2 separate regions of the Mus musculus genome follow, and region 1 is linked to region 2. The links are chromatin loops, found by intact Hi-C in ENCODE. Cell type or tissue: heart. All regions are shown on one strand.

The links. Hi-C counts contacts between places; a loop is a spot of excess contacts. Peaks named below come from ENCODE experiments on the same cell type or tissue, not always from the same donor. Only the 100,000 strongest peaks of a DNase experiment are listed, where the experiment ranks them.
Region 1: a loop joins it to region 2, with 4 times the contacts of the local background. A loop is called at or near these places in 14 of 42 quality-filtered maps.

The regions. Positions count from the first base shown.
Region 1 is chr2:75,775,751-75,783,750 of GRCm38, reverse strand. It overlaps Gm13657 (a long non-coding RNA gene), which reads right to left and starts at 6,886. Exons shown (of 5, transcript XR_001783382.2): 1 at 6,511-6,886; 2 at 5,965-6,100; 3 at 2,786-3,040. In heart, CTCF peaks have their summits at 2,396 (motif pointing right) and 4,850 (motif pointing left); a DNase peak (open chromatin) is centred at 6,420; H3K4me3 peaks cover 1,598 bases; H3K27ac peaks cover 1,936 bases.
Region 2 is chr2:75,656,032-75,664,031 of GRCm38, reverse strand. It overlaps Hnrnpa3 (heterogeneous nuclear ribonucleoprotein A3), which reads right to left and starts at 4,773. Exons shown (of 11, transcript NM_053263.1): 1 at 4,709-4,773; 2 at 2,444-2,566; 3 at 2,215-2,361; 4 at 1,926-2,136; 5 at 1,456-1,545; 6 at 1,276-1,371; 7 at 1,107-1,187; 8 at 318-461. The coding sequence starts at 4,714. It overlaps Gm39859 (predicted gene, 39859), which reads left to right and starts at 5,095. Exons shown (of 3, transcript NR_166143.1): 1 at 5,095-5,242; 2 at 5,724-5,813. In heart, CTCF peaks have their summits at 4,180 and 4,951; DNase peaks (open chromatin) are centred at 4,251, 4,891 and 5,911; H3K4me3 peaks cover 3,923 bases; H3K27ac peaks cover 4,486 bases.

The DNA.
Region 1 (8,000 bases), 120 kb before region 2:
GAGAGACCATCTTACAGCATGCTCCTTGGTGCTGATAGAGTGTGTCTTATGTTACCGATGAGCTTACTGTGTTTCATCTGGACATAGCAACTGTCAAAAAGAAACCCATCCCTGCTAGGCGTGGTGGCGCACGCCTTTAATCCCAGCACTCGGGAGGCAGAGGCAGGCGGATTTCTGAGTTCGAGCCCAGCCTGGTCTACAAAGTGAGTTCCAGGACAGCCAGGGCTACACAGAGAAACCCTGTCTCGAAAAACCAAAAAAAAAAAAAAAAAAGAAAGAAAAGAAAAAAAAAAAAAAAAGAAACCCATCCCTACTGCATTCCTTCTGGGGGTGGGGGGGACGTAGTTAAGGACCCACACACTGATAGTTGGGTAGTCACAGGCCGGCATAGTTGGTGTCTTACAGATACAATGCAACTGGAGATTTTGTGACATTGCCAACCTCACAATGTAGCACAGCACATTCCATCCCTGTCATGACATTGTTGGAGTAGATACAGCCACCATGCTGTTACACTTATGAAAGTACAGCACAGTTATGTACAATACAGAATGCTTCCTAAGGACAATAAAGGAACACAGTACCCACATGTGCGTTGCTAAGTTAGTGTTTTTGTCTTTATTTTAGAGTGTGGTCCTACGTACTAAGAAAAGTAAAACAGAAGAGGTTGGAGAAGCAGCTCCGTCGGAAGAGCACTTGCACCAAGCTCGGCATTCGACCTCAGCACCACATAAACCCAGTGTGGTGGAGTCCTGTAATCCAAGCATCCAGGAGGGAGATGCAGGAGAATTCAAGGTTGGGTCTGGAGAGATGACTCAGCGGTTAAGAGCACTGACTGCTCTTCCAAAGGTCCTGAGATCAAATCCCAGCAACCACATGGTGGCTCACAACCATCTGTAATGAGATCTGACGCCCTCTTCTGGTGTGTGTGAGCTACAGTGTACTTATACATAATAAATAAATCTTTGGGCTGGAGAAAGTGGGGCCAGAATGAGCAGGGCTAGAGCGAGCAGAAGTTCTGAGTTCAATTCCCAGTAACTACAAGATGGCTCACAACCATCTGTACAACTACAGTGTACTCATATACATAAAACAAACAAACAAATAAATCTTTTAAAACAAAAAAAGAAACTCAAAGTCATCTTCAGCTACATAACAGGCTACGTGAGATCTTTTCCAAGAAATAGAGAAGGCAGGTGATGATTTGTCTCAGTGATTAATCATGCTTGCTGCACAACTCTGAGGACCTGGGTTCAGATCCTAGCACCCATAGAACAAGCCAGGCATTATTGTATGCGTACATGTAACCCCAGGGCTGTAGAAGGTAGAGAGGGGAGACTCACTGGAGCCTATTAACTGCCTATGTAGTGAGAAAAAATAATAACCCCCAGGTTTATAAACAGACCCCCACACACGCAGAATAAGGTAGAGAGTGACAGAGGATGCCTAACAAACACCCTGGTCTGGGCCCCTCATGCATGAGCAGAGGCACAACACAGACCAGATCAAAAGGAGTTTACTTAAAAGTTTGTCATGTTAGGCCAGCAGCAGCCTCCTGATGCTGCATTTACAGTTGCTGGTTGCACAAGAGGCCATGTCATAGAGTAAATTAGCTCATACCATTGAGGCTTACGAAAGCACACTCAACGATACGCTCACAAAGATGTATCCCTGTTGTTAGTGACCATGGTTACAGTCTTTAAGCCACTCAACCCCAAAACAAAGCTTCAACAATGTTTAGACAGAGAGGAGCAGGAGAGCTGAGGAAGGGCTGGTCTGTTTGCACATGGTGTGCATGCAGCAGGCCAGCTTCTCTTGCCTGTGGGAACAGTCCTTGAAGTGTACACAGGATATTTCCCATCGGTTCTGTGAAAGGCAGGAGGCTCCAAGGTCACTGCTTGCCCCGTGTTTGATCTCCTCAAGTCCACAGTGCACACCAGTAATTTAAAGGTTGTAAAGAAAACGGCTCAGTACTGCTCTCCCTAGCAAAACATATTTGACCAACGTGCTACCTATAAACACCCCACAAAATGAATAGGTTCTGAGGCTATGGACGTCAGGAAACTGCCTCTCTGTGTTGAAAGGCTCCATCCTCTTCTCCATTCACCAAAATCCAAGTAAACAAACAAACAAACAAACCACCTCATCAGAAAGTTTCATGATTTTATGTCTATAAGAGGTGTCCACCGGAGCCCTCGAAATGCCGGAAGTGCTGATATAAAAGCCCATAAGTGGATATTCAAATCCTGCCTGTAACTGAGCCAGATGGAAAGAGAGGAGAAAAACATAAAGTTGGAGCCAACAAAGTGTAGTGATTCTTAGAGTTTTGTACAAATGTTTCTTTCCAGTATTGGTTTTCACTTAATTCCATCTGGGGACTTACTTCATGTCCTTCCAATTGTCTCCTCTAGATGGCAATAGAGGTGAAAAAAATGCCGGCAGGTCTGGGTTCTCAGTAGAGTTCAGTGGCAACAAACGGCCATAGACCACCCTTCTCCAAACACATGCCTGCTTGTTTTGTTTCTAGACAGCATGTGATTATATAGCCCAGGCTGGACTTGAATGCATCGACATCCACCTACCTCTGCTTTTGCCTTCTGAGTGCTGGGCTTAAAGGTGTACACCACCATGCCTGACCAACAAGGTTTTGTTTTGGTTTTTGCTTTTGTTTTTCCCTCAAATAGATCTAATCACATAGCAATGCAAATGATTATTGATAATGGATGAGGGAATTAACCCCCTCCCCGAACCCCCTTCCCCATGCATGTGTCTCCCACAGGCTTACGATGTTGTCTGTATCTTTAAAATAATGCTAGCTGTACTCTCCTCAGGTCCTGTGGCATGCTGGTTACAGAGGCATGGTGATTTGTGTCCTTCCTCTGGGCATCTGATACGGCCCAACTCCAAACCACCTGGTTTGCTAACGTGTTGGCTTCATTTAAGATCCGTGACAATGCTAGGTTGGATCCTCTTGTCAGCTGATGCTTGGAGCCAGCTGTAAACTGGTCCCTGTACCATCAGGAGCTGCACCGAACTGAAGCTGGGGAAGTTAGCAGAAAGGTAACACTTCATTAAAAGTGTGCAATTTACGGTTGAATTAATAAAGCAGGAGAAAAGGAGTGGAGCGGGTCCAGAGAGGAGACCTTTATGCTCTATATCAAAGCCCCACTAGGGATATTTTAAAAGCCTTACCCTTCACTGCTTCATTGAATCTCATCATTAGACAATAAAATGGGGTCTACCAGCAAGATGCTCTCCACAGAATCTGCTGACAGGGAAAAACAAGGAGGCCAGTCCCCGTAATGGATGGCATTTCAAAGGCCATACAGTGCTCCAAAGAACTCTAAATTGTCCATGTGTAGTGAGCTGGACAGGGGCTAAAAGGTGGCCCATACCTTCAACGTGGTAAAATGAAACATCTCTGAGGGGAATTAAAAAAAAAGTATAATCCATAAGTAAAAGTAAAAGAGGCAGGCGGATTTCTGAGTTCGAGGTCAGCCTGGTCTACAGAGTGAGTTCCAGGACAGCCAGGGCTACACAGAGAAACCCTGTCTCGAAAAACCAAAAAAAAAGAAAAGAAAGAAAAGAAGTGAATATCAGTTCATATATTCTTTAACTCAATTTTGATCTCTCTCTCTCTTTAATTAATTTTGGGGAAAGGAAGGGTTGAGGGTTGTGACAGTATTTTATGCAACCCAAGTTGGCTTCCTATTTGCTGTGGAACCAAAGTTGACTTTGATTTCCTGAACTTCTGCCTTCACCTCCCTAATATAGGACTATGGGTATATACCAGCACACCCAGTTTCTTCCTCCTCCTCCTCTTCCTCCTCCTCCTCCTCCTCCTCCTCCTCCTCCCCCCGCAATCATTCCAGGAAATTGCTATTAACATCACACCTGTCCTTAGATGAATACCTACAGTAATTAGTGTGTGTTGAAATCGGTTAATATTACGGCCAATTGGCCTGACTCCCTTTCCCAAGCCACTCCTGGTGCTCCAAGATCTCTATATACTTTCCCATGGGCTCTGAGCATAAAGACAAAATCGGATTCTAAAGTGAACAGGACGAGGAGCACGGAGATACATGCTGCACACTGGGTAGGAGCAGGAGCCTGGAGGACAAGCCGCTTTATATTTGCTGTGTAACCAAAGCAGTGGGATCACACCCAGCCTGCATGCCTCTTAAGGACAATAATACCCTGAGCTGCAAGCCAATGGTCCTTAGCACCAATCGACCCAAGAAGTGTGATACACACAGGGCAAAACTAAGTCCCAGGAGGCTTGGATGCTCTTCCTGACTAGCTATCCATGTGTCCTGCCTAAACCATCATTCCCAGATCTCTGTTATCTTTAAATGTGTTCAAGAAAGGTCCTTCCAGAGCTGTGGTCCTTCATTCCTCTCTGGTGCATGATAATATAAGAAGAACCAGATATTTGAGGGGCTAGAGAGATGGCTCAGCAGTTAAGAGCACTGGCTGCTCTCCCAGAGGATACGCTTTGATTTCTAACACCCACGTGGCAGCTCACAACTATCTGTAACTCCAGTGTCAGATGATCTGATCCCCTTCTCTGACCTCTTTGGGAACCAGGCTTACACAGACACACAATAGGCAAAACACTCATATACATAAAATCTAAGAAGAGAGAGAACCCAGGCAGAGTAGTACATGCCTTTAATCCCAGCACTCAAGAGGCAGAGGCTAGCCTGTCGCTGAAGAGTTCACGTCAGGTGGCTGGAGATATGGCTCAGTGGTTAAGCGCAATGACTGCTCTTCCAGAGGTCCTGAGTTCAATTCCCAGCAACCACATGGTGATTCACAACCATCTGTAATGAGATTTGATGCCCTCTTCTGGTGGGTCTGAAGACAGCTACAGTGTACTCATATAAATTAAAAAAAAAAAAAAAAAAAAAAAAAAGAGTTCACATCAAACCTGGTCAATAGAGTGTGAGTTCAGGATAGCCCGAGCTGTATAGTGAGACCCTGTTTTGGGAGTGGGGTGAAGGGGGGAGGAAGGGGGAGGAGGAAGGGGAGAAGGAGGGAGGAGGGATCGATATTTAAGAGAGAAGTGTGGTATGTAGTTCAGTGGCAGAGGGCTTGCCTAGCATGCAACACTTCTCTCTTAAATATCGATTCAATCCCCCAGCACCATCAACGAACAATAAATATAACAGATAATTGGCTTCCAACTTTGGTTCCTGGCACACAACTCCAAAGCCCATAAAGGCCCCAGAGTGTGGAATGCTAATGAAAACCACTGGGTGCTGGAGGCCCCCAACTAGCTTCAGGATAGAGACGGATCCATTTCTCATTGCTGGAACCAAAATAATTTAAGGAAGGAAGGGTTTATCCTGTGGTCAGTTTGAGGGCATTCGGTCCATCATAGCCCAGAAAGTATGGCGGCAAGAGAGCGCGAGATGCATAGTCACATTGCAAAGTCACATTGCTTCTGGTACTCTGCTTGCTGCTTCCTTTTTCTCTCTGTGCTCAGGCTGAGACAAGGGGTGACCGTCATGGACTTCGGGCTGGGACTTTGGAAAAGCCTTGACAGACTTGTGCACAGGTGTGTCTCTAGGTGAGCCCTAATGCAGTCAGAGTTGGTAAGGAAAACTGACCACCCCAAGTCACCAACCCCCAGCCTCTAGAGAAGGAGGGAAGTCAAAGACTGAGTTGATTGACAATGATCAACAATTGATTGTGTTTACATATGAGATACCACCTCCATCAAAGTCCTCAGGACAGAACTTGGAGGGTCTCCACACAGCTGAACACGTGGATTCCTCTCCCCCGCCCCTCCCCCACACCCCAGCATTTTGCACCCATCTGGCTCTTCATTATGCCCAGTAAAAGCAAACGGAAGGGTTTTTCTGTTTTGTGAGTTGCTCTAGCCAATTAATGAATGCTGGGGAGGAGGGATGGGAACTTCGGATTTGGGGTAGTCAATCAGGACTCTAGGCAACAACTTACTATCTGCAGTCGGTCTGAAGCGGAGGTGGGGGCGGGGCAATCCTGAGACACTCCAGAATTTGTTGGTTCTGATGCCATCTCCAGTAGACAATGTTAGAACCAAGCTAAATTGTTAAGACACAACAACACTGCATCCCTAGAAAATGTTTGTTGGAAGGAGAAATCCACATACATTTTAGTGACCAGAATGTAACATTGGTGGAGTTTATAAGGAGGGGGAAAAAATCACCCTATCACCTCTCACCCACCTGCCCACCCCAAGAAAAGGGCAGGCACACTGAGGTCCAAAATTGAGTCTAGGTCCAGCTCAGCCTGAACGATAAGAGGGTTTCTAGTGGTTAGATAAAAGCCAGCATTCCTCAGGAACTTGTGAAACTGGTTCCCCTCTGCCAAAAGGAGTCACTTCCCTTACCTCTGGCAGAAGGGACACAGGGTTCCAGTGACGCGGACTTGTGGCTGTGTATCAAAACCCATGCCAGGCTCCCTCAGTCCCTACTCACAAGTACTTGCTACACAGTTCAAAGCCCCTATCCTGGATTTTCTTACCTTAGATCATGCTCTCTTTATAAAACCCTGTGCCCCATGCCTCAGCTCCCACTATTCTCCCCGCACAGCACCCTGTAGCTCCTCCCCTTTGGCTCCTCCTCCCTTGCTCTCTCTATGGCTCTGATAGTCTCTCTACGCCCCCCCCCCGCCCCCGCTTTCACTATTCTCTCTTCCCTTGCTGTTCACCTTCCTCTCAAAGACAGCCCTAACCATGTTCAAATCTGCTTCTCCTTCTCTCTGCTTCTGGATACGTTCTCTCTCTCATGCATAATAAAAACCTTCCTGTTAACCAAACCATGGAGCTATCTTGTCAGCTTCTTTACTGAAACCTCGCATCCATCTTTGACACACACACACACCCCAGCTTCATCCAAAACAGTTACTCGTGGATACCATCTCATTGCCCATGACGTCTCGACCTCTTCACCTTCTAGCCAGAAAAATCCGTTTCCTCCCGAGAACGCTGCTTCCTCTCCAGCCACCATAAGTGGAGACAGGGCCTGCTCCTCTCTGTATACACTGCGTTTTTTCTCCGTTCTTTACCCCCTGAGACCCACTCCACGGGGTCATTATCCCGTGTGCATCCTGTGCCGGGTGTCAGCCACTACCTACCTGGTCCCTTTTTATCACTATCCCATCTCTCTGCTGTTCTTTCTCACTTACTGTATCTTTAACTTTGCCTCTCCACCAGTTCCTTCCTTCCTAGACTGAAGAAGCCACATTCTCTCCATCTGAGCCTTCTCTCCTCCCCTGGCCAACTGTGTTTGTGAATAACGCTCTACATTCACTGTTTCAACTTGCTCACCTCCTGCACACTCCCCAGAATTTCCCCCTCCAAGGTACTCTGTGATCTACACACAGTTAGATTCGAAGGGCACTTTTCCCTTTTCTCTTTATTTGACCTATAGCAACTTATGACATAACATGGCTCTTGAATCTTTCTCTTACCTGAAGATCTATAACTCATCATTCTCATATTCTCTTTCCCCCTCTCTTCCTCTCTCTCTCTCTCTTTTTCTCCCTCCCTCTCTCCCTCTCTCTCTCTCTTTTTCTCTCTCCCTCCCTCCCCCCCTCTCTCCCTTCCCCCCTTCCTCCCTCCCCCTCTCTCCCTTCCCCCCTACCTTCCTCCCCCCTCCCTCCCCCCTCCCTTCCTCCCTCCTCCCTCCCCCCTCCCTCCCCCCCTCCCTCCCTTCCCCCCTCCCTCCTTCCTTTCTCTCCCTCTCTCCCTCTCCATCTCTCTCCCTTGTCCAGAACATCAGAAGCCCTACAGGCTTCGTGGGCATCTCAAACTCAAGCTGACTTCATTTCCTCTTCAGACTTGTTCATCCTCCCGAATCTCCCTTGCAAGGGTTATTATGGGCTACTGCTGCTGCCATAGACTCCTGGAGTCCCCTAACTGCTCTGTCTACACCACCTCTCACATTTAGTTTTGTCACCAAGAACTCTGCCACCTAAATGTCTCTTCTACCATATAGCCTAAGGCCCTCTCC
Region 2 (8,000 bases):
AACAAAAAACCATTGAGTTGTACAATAGAAACCTTCACTTTTCTTCTCTAATATCCAGACTAACCTGGAATTCAAAGGACCCCCCCCCTTGCACACTCACCTTCAAATGTGAAATTTATGTAGTGCTATATTCCCACAAGTTAAAAATAATGACTAGTTAGGGTTAAGTTGTAAATTTCACATGGATAAGCTGTGTTACAGTAGAGCTGTAACAGTTAACTTTATTTCAGCTTATCTTTTAAAGCAGTTCCACATACTGCAAGGAATTTTAATTTAAACGCTGGTTTGCATTTAATCCAGACATCTATGTAACTTACCTCCACCAAAATTTCCTCCTTCATTGTAACCATCATAGCCTCCTCCTCCACCACCATATCCACCACCCTGGTTTCCATATCCTGGTCCACCACCTCCATAACCTCCTCTACTGCTGTAACCAGGACCACCACCATAGTTGCCACCTGCAAAGAAAACCACATAGAAAGTTGTTCAGGGGGACCAAATAATTCTAACTTTTTATTATATACTGTAAGTGGCAAGACCTAGTTTCACACTCTAGAATCTAGTCACAGAGCACAAAGTAATCTTGACGGTTAAAAAAATCTTAATATTAGCATCCTCCTTTCTTTTGTTTTTCGAGACAGTTTCTCTGTATAGCCCTGGCTGTCCTGGAACTCACTCTGTAGACCAGGCTGGCCTCGAACTCAGAAATCCACCTGCCTCTGCCTCCTGAGTGCTGGGATTAAAGGCGCGCGCCACCACACCTGGCCCTCTTTCCTTTAAAGTCAGTTTTCAATTTTACTTTGGAAAATTTTAGTTCTATTTCTGGTACAATAAATCCTACTCTACTAAGCCAAGGACAACTAACTAATATTTGACTTCCATCTTTGGAAAGAGGCTTCCTAGTCTGTGGTACTAGTTAGAAAAGTATTTCACCTATTCAAAGTTTTGGAATTAGAAGGTGTGACATTTTTAATGTGGTTGTTAAAACCAAAACATGTCGCCTACCACATGTGTTGTATGTCCTACCACCTAGCATTTGAGGCCTTGTGATTCCCAGCAATGCAGAAATTAAAAATAACCAAGTTCAACATTTTAAGACTCACCATCACCTCCAAATCCATTATATCCACCATCACCACCTCCATAACTACCTCTGCTGCCACCACCTCCACCACCATAGCCACCTAAGGAAATGCAAGATTTGAATTAAAATTTCACTTTCAACTTACTAGTAAATTTGATAGATCAGCACATATAATGAGAACACCTTACCTCTTCCACCAAAGTTTCCTCCACGACCAAAGTTTCCTCCACCACCTCCAAAGTTTCCTCCACGACCCATAAAGTTGCCAGATCCACCTCCACGACCTGTAACAAGAATTGGAGTGAAAAGTTCACATCTTTCCCACAACTGTTCATGCCCACTGTTTATGTGTATCTGAGCCTACTCACCTCTCTGTGATCCAGCAGACTGCATCTCTTGTTTAGAAAGGGCCTTTTTCACTTCACAATTATGCCCATTAATAGTGTGGTATTTCTGAACTATATTTTTTTAAGTCAAAAACAAAAGAAAAGTTATTTTTTGTTTGGAAAACCATGTTAAAGTGAACCCTTTATCACCATGCAATTAATTAAAATATTATTAAGATGGTAGACTGAGAAGAGAATGAGTCAATATTTTAGAAATGTTTCCTGATCTAGATCAATAGTTCTCAGCCTATAGGTTGAGTCACAGACATCCTGCTTATCAGATATACATGGATTTATAACAGTAGCAAAATTAGTTATGAAGTAGCAATGAAAATTTTATGGTTGGGGTTCACAACATGAGTATCTGTATTAAGAGTCACAGCATAAGGAAGGTTGAGAACCACTGACTTAGATGATTTATGAAAACGAAACTCAAATAAATTGTTACTTACCAACAATTTTATCAACTGTGTCATGATCATCAAAAGTTACAAAAGCAAATCCTCTCTTTTTCCCACTCTGCCTGTCTTCCATAACCTCTATGGTTTCAATCTTGCCATACTTTTCAAAGTAGTCTCTCAGGTTATATTCTTCCGTATCCTCTTTAATACCACCAACAAAAATTTTCTTCACCGTTAAATGGGCACCAGGCTTTACAGAATCCTACAAATAAAATAATTATAAGTCAAAAAAACCAAACTGAAACATATCCAAGTATTATACAACATGTTATTAAAATACCTCTCTAGAAACAGCTCTCTTCGGTTCCACCACACGCCCATCAACCTTGTGTGGCCGAGCACACATTGCAGCATCCACCTCTTCAACACAAGAGTAGGTCACAAAACCAAAGCCTCTGGAACGTTTTGTTTGGGGATCTCTCATTACCTACAAATAAATAGTTCAAAGTATTAAATAGTGCTATAGGTTCCCATCCCTTTCTTAGACCATTTTTACCCCAAGAACTCACCACACAGTCTGTAAGTGTGCCCCATTTCTCAAAATGTTCTCTTAAGCTATCATCTGTGGTTTCAAAGCTCAGACCACCAATAAATAGCTTCCTCAGCTGCTCTGGTTCCTTTGGATCATGGCCCTGAGGAAAAAAGATCAATATAGTTATTTCTTGGATAAAATGAAGTTCTGTCTCAAATCTGTAACATCAATATTCCATCCATTTAAAAAACCTGCTCCACGCTGGGCATGATAGTACACACCAGTTAATTTCAGCGTTTGGGAGACAGCTGGCCTGGATTATGTCAGTTCTTCTAGGCCAGTATGAGGTACATAGGGAGTAGGTTGTCTTAAAAACAAAAATATCCCACTAAAATGGTATCTGGGGTCACATTAAACTGAACCCCCAAACAGTCCCAGATTTTTTAAACTTTAAGCTACAACTAAAAAGTCTAGAGTATTTCAGATGTTTCTAACAAATCATTCACTAGAAAAATAAACCCCAAAGACTGCCCGTGCCATCTCCACTGTCCTCAGTCTGCAACACCAACAAACCTGTAATTTTAAAACATGATCTATGAAATGCAACTTAGAAGCTTACAACGGGAAATTAAGAGAAATTCACATTTCCAGCTAATAACATTTCAGTTATTAAAAGACATTCCCAAGCAAATTAGGCATATCCCACAAAACACAGCCAAGACTTAACCCCGTGATACCTTGTGGGGGTTAAAAGGGTGGGTGAGGGTTTTGAGGCTGGCTCTCAAGGAAAGGCAGGCTAAGCTAGCCTTGAACTTGAGGCAGTCCTACCTTAGCCTTTCAAATACTAGGGTAACAGGTGTGCACGCACCATTCACACCTGGTTCCACTACTTAGCTTTCTGTAATCAATTTACCTTGGTTATACCCACTTACATCATATAGTTTCAAGTTATTTCGAATGCGATCCTTACATTCACAAGCGTGTAATTTGGATTTACAAGGTATAGCATATACCGCCTGACCAGAGGAATTAGAAACAAAACCGTAACTGAGAGACTTAGAAAATATCTAGCCTGTGGTTTTCTTTTTGAAGATTTTACTTTCGAGTGAACCGCTTTTAATGAACGCATTAAGACAATTCAACACAAGCCCTTAAAGGGGGCTCACTTTCTTCCATCTTCTGGAAATATTAGTTAGAACATTCAATATGCAGACAGCCACATACCAGAAACCCAACTACCCAAATTCACGTAAAACCCCTTTATTCAAGCCTCGCATAAATGAATTTGACAATACACAAAAAGCATCTCTATACACACAAAATTCTCGTAATCGTGGTATTTTCTAGTGTGGTCGCAGTTCTCTAAAACCAAAATCCAGGAAAACCAAAATCCGGGCCAATCCGAAGTATGAGAAATTAGATCAATAAAAATATTAAGCTCCAAGTAAACACATCTACACTCAAACCCCCGAAATGGTTAAGACTTCAACCACAGGACGCTGTAAATACTCTCATTCCAAATACTTGAGCACAAGCAGCGGGTTAGGAAGCACCTTAAAGCAGCAAGCTTTTCAGTAATGTATCCCCAAATGAGCGCTGAGAAAATCCGGCCCGAGTATTGCGCGGATTGTCATCACCCAGAAGGCCCGCCAAGGCCTAGATCCACGTCGGGAGCACCCCAGCGGAAAGCACCGCGCCCGGAGCCTGGAGGCCATCTGCGGCAGAAACGCCGGGCCGCCTCCCGCCGTCCCCTCCAATCCCCGCGCACTCCTTCTTGGCGGCGTAGCCAGGCGGCGGCCATTGCGGGCCACTGCGCCATTTCGTAACGCGGCGGCGGCGGATCAATGTCAATGCGGCCGCCGCCCGCCTGCTCGCTCGCCCGGATGTGCTCCTCCCCTCCCCCACCGCCTCCTCCCAACCGCTCCCGCGGAGGCCCGCCATGCCGCCCGCGGCCTCGCTAAGTCAGGCCGCGCAGCCCGAGGGCATCCTCGCCCGGCTGCCGAGCCACTCCCCGGCCCCGCCGCGTCTTCGAGGGCTGCCGGTGCGGCCGACCGAGAGGACCAGGCCGACGGAGGGCCCGGAGGAGGCCACCCGGCCCGCTCCCCTCCCCCTCCCACCGCCCTCAGCGCAAAGCGCGGGACGATCGTCCCGGTCTCCCCGGCCTCCCCACTCCCATCGAGCCAAAGCCCCCCCATGCCGGCAACTACCCAGCAACCCCCCGCTCTCCCCCTAATACCTCCTCCCCCCGGCGGCGGCGGCGACGGCCGGAGTCAGGCTGGGGGCGACCGGGCGGCGGTTTTACCTCCATTTTGAGACCGGACTCGCCTCTTCCAACTCGAGTTCAATATGGGACCGAGAGGAAGAGGCGGGGCCAGTCACCACGTGATGTGCTATCCGCGCGCCGCCCGCCCACTGGGGGCGGAGTCATGAGAAAGCGGAGCGCGACTGGTCCACCGCGTTGGCGGGCCGAGGGTGGAGAGCGGGGATTGGGCCGCCGGCGGGAGCGCGCGCGCCTCGCCAACTTCCAACGCAGCGCCGCCTTCGCCGCGGTTCGCGCCCGGCAGCGACGCTTACGTCAGCGGCAGCTCGACCAATGGCGAGAGCCCACGTCGGGAGAAAGCCGCGTGACCGCGCGTCAGCTTAGAGAAAGGCCTTTCCCTTTCTTCTGGCCCCTCTCGCCCCTCCCCCGCGCGCCTGCGGGTCTCCATTTCCGAGTTCACCTCCATTCCAGAGCCAAATGGAAAGTCACGCTTTTCTGACTTGAGACTTAAGGTTGTAAGAAAGCCAGTTGACCATCTTCGCCTCCCTCGCGGCTTTCTAAATGTCGAGAGCCCAGGTTTGGAAAAATGTGACTGCGCCGCCTTCCTGGGAGACCCACACTGCAAGTCGCAGTCGGGGCACGTCTCACGGACCGCAAAACGCGGCTGAGTTACTGCGGTTTTCACCTTAGCAGCTTGCACATTTACAAATTAAGACAGTCTGGGAGGAAGAAGCAGAGCCACTTGGGTATAGAATTGAGAGAATGGAACGATTTCCAACGTTTCCAAAAGGCTTCTGGCCATATAGGCCCTCTACCTGTTGGCTAGAGATTTGTTTCTTATTTAAAGTGGTCATCAGTTTCGAGTTTTAGTGTGCAGTATATGAACGAAATAAGTCGAATCGTTTATTTGCTTAGCAAAGGGATTTGGAACGATTTGGGTTTTTAATCAAATAAAAGCAAACATAGGATTAGGTAGTCTCGAAACACCCACTGTAACGAAGAATGATACCCCGGATTCTAATAGTATGTAAACGCAAACACTGTTTTTATTCTGTAGAAGTCCAGCATGCTGGGGTCTCCCGTTACCAAGATAGAGCCTGAAGTGAGCCCGCAGGACCAATTTAAAGCACCTTAGTGGAATCCTGGGGTAGGTGGGCTTTGTCTTACTCTGTCTCTAGGTATTCCAGAACCATACTAGGGTATGGTGCCTGGAAACTGGCTGAGGAATCTGGGGTGGGGGGTGGTAGGCTGTGTCTTATGCTATCTCGAAGGACATTCCATTACTGGGGCGTGGGGGCTGGCTGGGAACTGCTGACCCATTGTCCTTGTTTCAGGCCAGGTGGTGGGGCAGTTTCTAATTAGCTGCCTGAAGCCTGGGTTTTTAGACCTCGTCTCCTTAGCTGCTAATTTGAAGCCTGTCGTGGACTTAGCCTAGCCTTCTCACAATAACAACTGTAAATTAAAAGTCTACAGATTTGCTAGTCGTGGTATGTGTCACCTCTAGGCTACTCTGAAGGCAGAGGCCCATGCCTCTCTAGCTGGCTATGTGGAGTTTCAGGGAGCCAGTGCTATAGAGTGAGACCCTGTCTCAAAAGAAAAAAAAAATCTGCAGATCTCATTTAAATAAAGTTATTGAGGGTAAGAAAAAAAGCACAATTGACAAGCCTTCTTTTCCTGCAACAAATTGCATATTTTAACATTCTGCATAGCAAACTCCTTTGCAATTTATCTGTCTCTCCCAGTGAAAGATGAGAAATGGATTCAGATGGTGGCACACACCTTTAATCCCAGCAGTCAGACATGAGACCTAGGCCTGGATCCTCATCTCTGCAAACTGGGCAGGTGACACAGCTCCTAATCCCTCAAACCCACAGCATTTAGGGATTGGAGGTGGGAGATTGAAAAAACTCAGAGCAGCCAAGTGTGGTGTCTCAGGACTTTAATCACAGCAACCAGGAGGCAGATGCAGAAGGATCTCTGGGGGTACCAGGCCAGCCTGACCTACATCTAGCTCTAGGATACAGAGACCCTGTCTCAAAAGGGCTCAAGGACATTCACAGCTACAAAGTGGGGTATGAGGCCTCCCTGGGCTACATGATACCCTGATTCTAGTTTGCTTTATGTTGCTGGGTAATAAACGCCATGACCAAAACCAACTCAAAAGGGGAAAATGTTATACTTCCAGGTCATGGTTGTCATTGAAGGAAATGAGGGCAGGAAGTGAAGCAGAAACGATAACCAATCTTTGGCTGGTTTGTTCTCTGGCCCATGCTCAGATACCGATCTTTTTTGATCCTTGGTTTTTCAAGATGGTTTTTGAGAGACCAAATTTTGGGGTTTAGATTCCATCTTAGAAAACCTGACCTAGCTGGGCACTGGTGGCGCACGCCTTTAATCTCAGCACTTGGGAGGCAGAGGCAGAGGCAGGTAGATTTCTGAGTTCAAGGCCAGACTGGTTCACAGAGTGAGTTCCAGGACAGCCAGGGTTATACAGAGAAACCCTGTCTCAAACAAACAAACAAACAAACAAAACCTGACCTAAGTTTAAACTCAAGTAAACTAACAGGCCAGTACCTAGTTCCAGTTCCCAGGCTACCCCCAAACAAGACCTGCCTCTCCAGGTTATTCCCCAATAAGTCTACACCTCCAGGTTACAAGCCCTCCCCTGCCTAATAACCACCAATTAAAAAGAAAACAGAAGCCGGGCGTGGTGGTGCACGCCTTTAATCCCAGCACTCCGGAGGCAGAGGCAGGCGGATTTCTGAGTTCGAGGCCAGCCTGGTCTACAAAGTGAGTGCCAGGACAGCCAGGGCTACACAGAGAAACCCTGTCTCAAAAAAAAAAAAAAAAAAACAAAAAAAAACAAAAAGAAAACAGAAGTTAAGTTTATGGTTTGGCTCCTAGCACCAGCCAGTTTTGCTAAAGGCCACAGTATCAGCCCAATTAGATGCTTGCCAGGCTAGAAACAGTCACTGCTCGCTTGCCATTTTCTATATAAAACCTTCCCTTAATGAGTGTTGGGGGCTTTTCTTCACCAGAACTGTCCTGTGGGTCTGCAGTGTGTTAAGCCCCAAGCTTGAGTTTGTGAATAAAGACTCTGGTGGGATTGCATTGGATCTGCACCTGATTGGTCTTTCGGGGTTCTTGAATACTTCCTTGGTGCTACATTTTGGTGCACAGGCCTTGAGGTTCCTCATGGCTTTTAGGACTATGGATCTAGAGAGTGATGTTGGCAAATCCAGTCTAGGTCTGTCTATAAATGTGTTTGTAGTGCTATGATAAACTTCCTGTTTCTTTCCTGTCTGTACGTTAAAAATGGTTTCACACAGTGTGG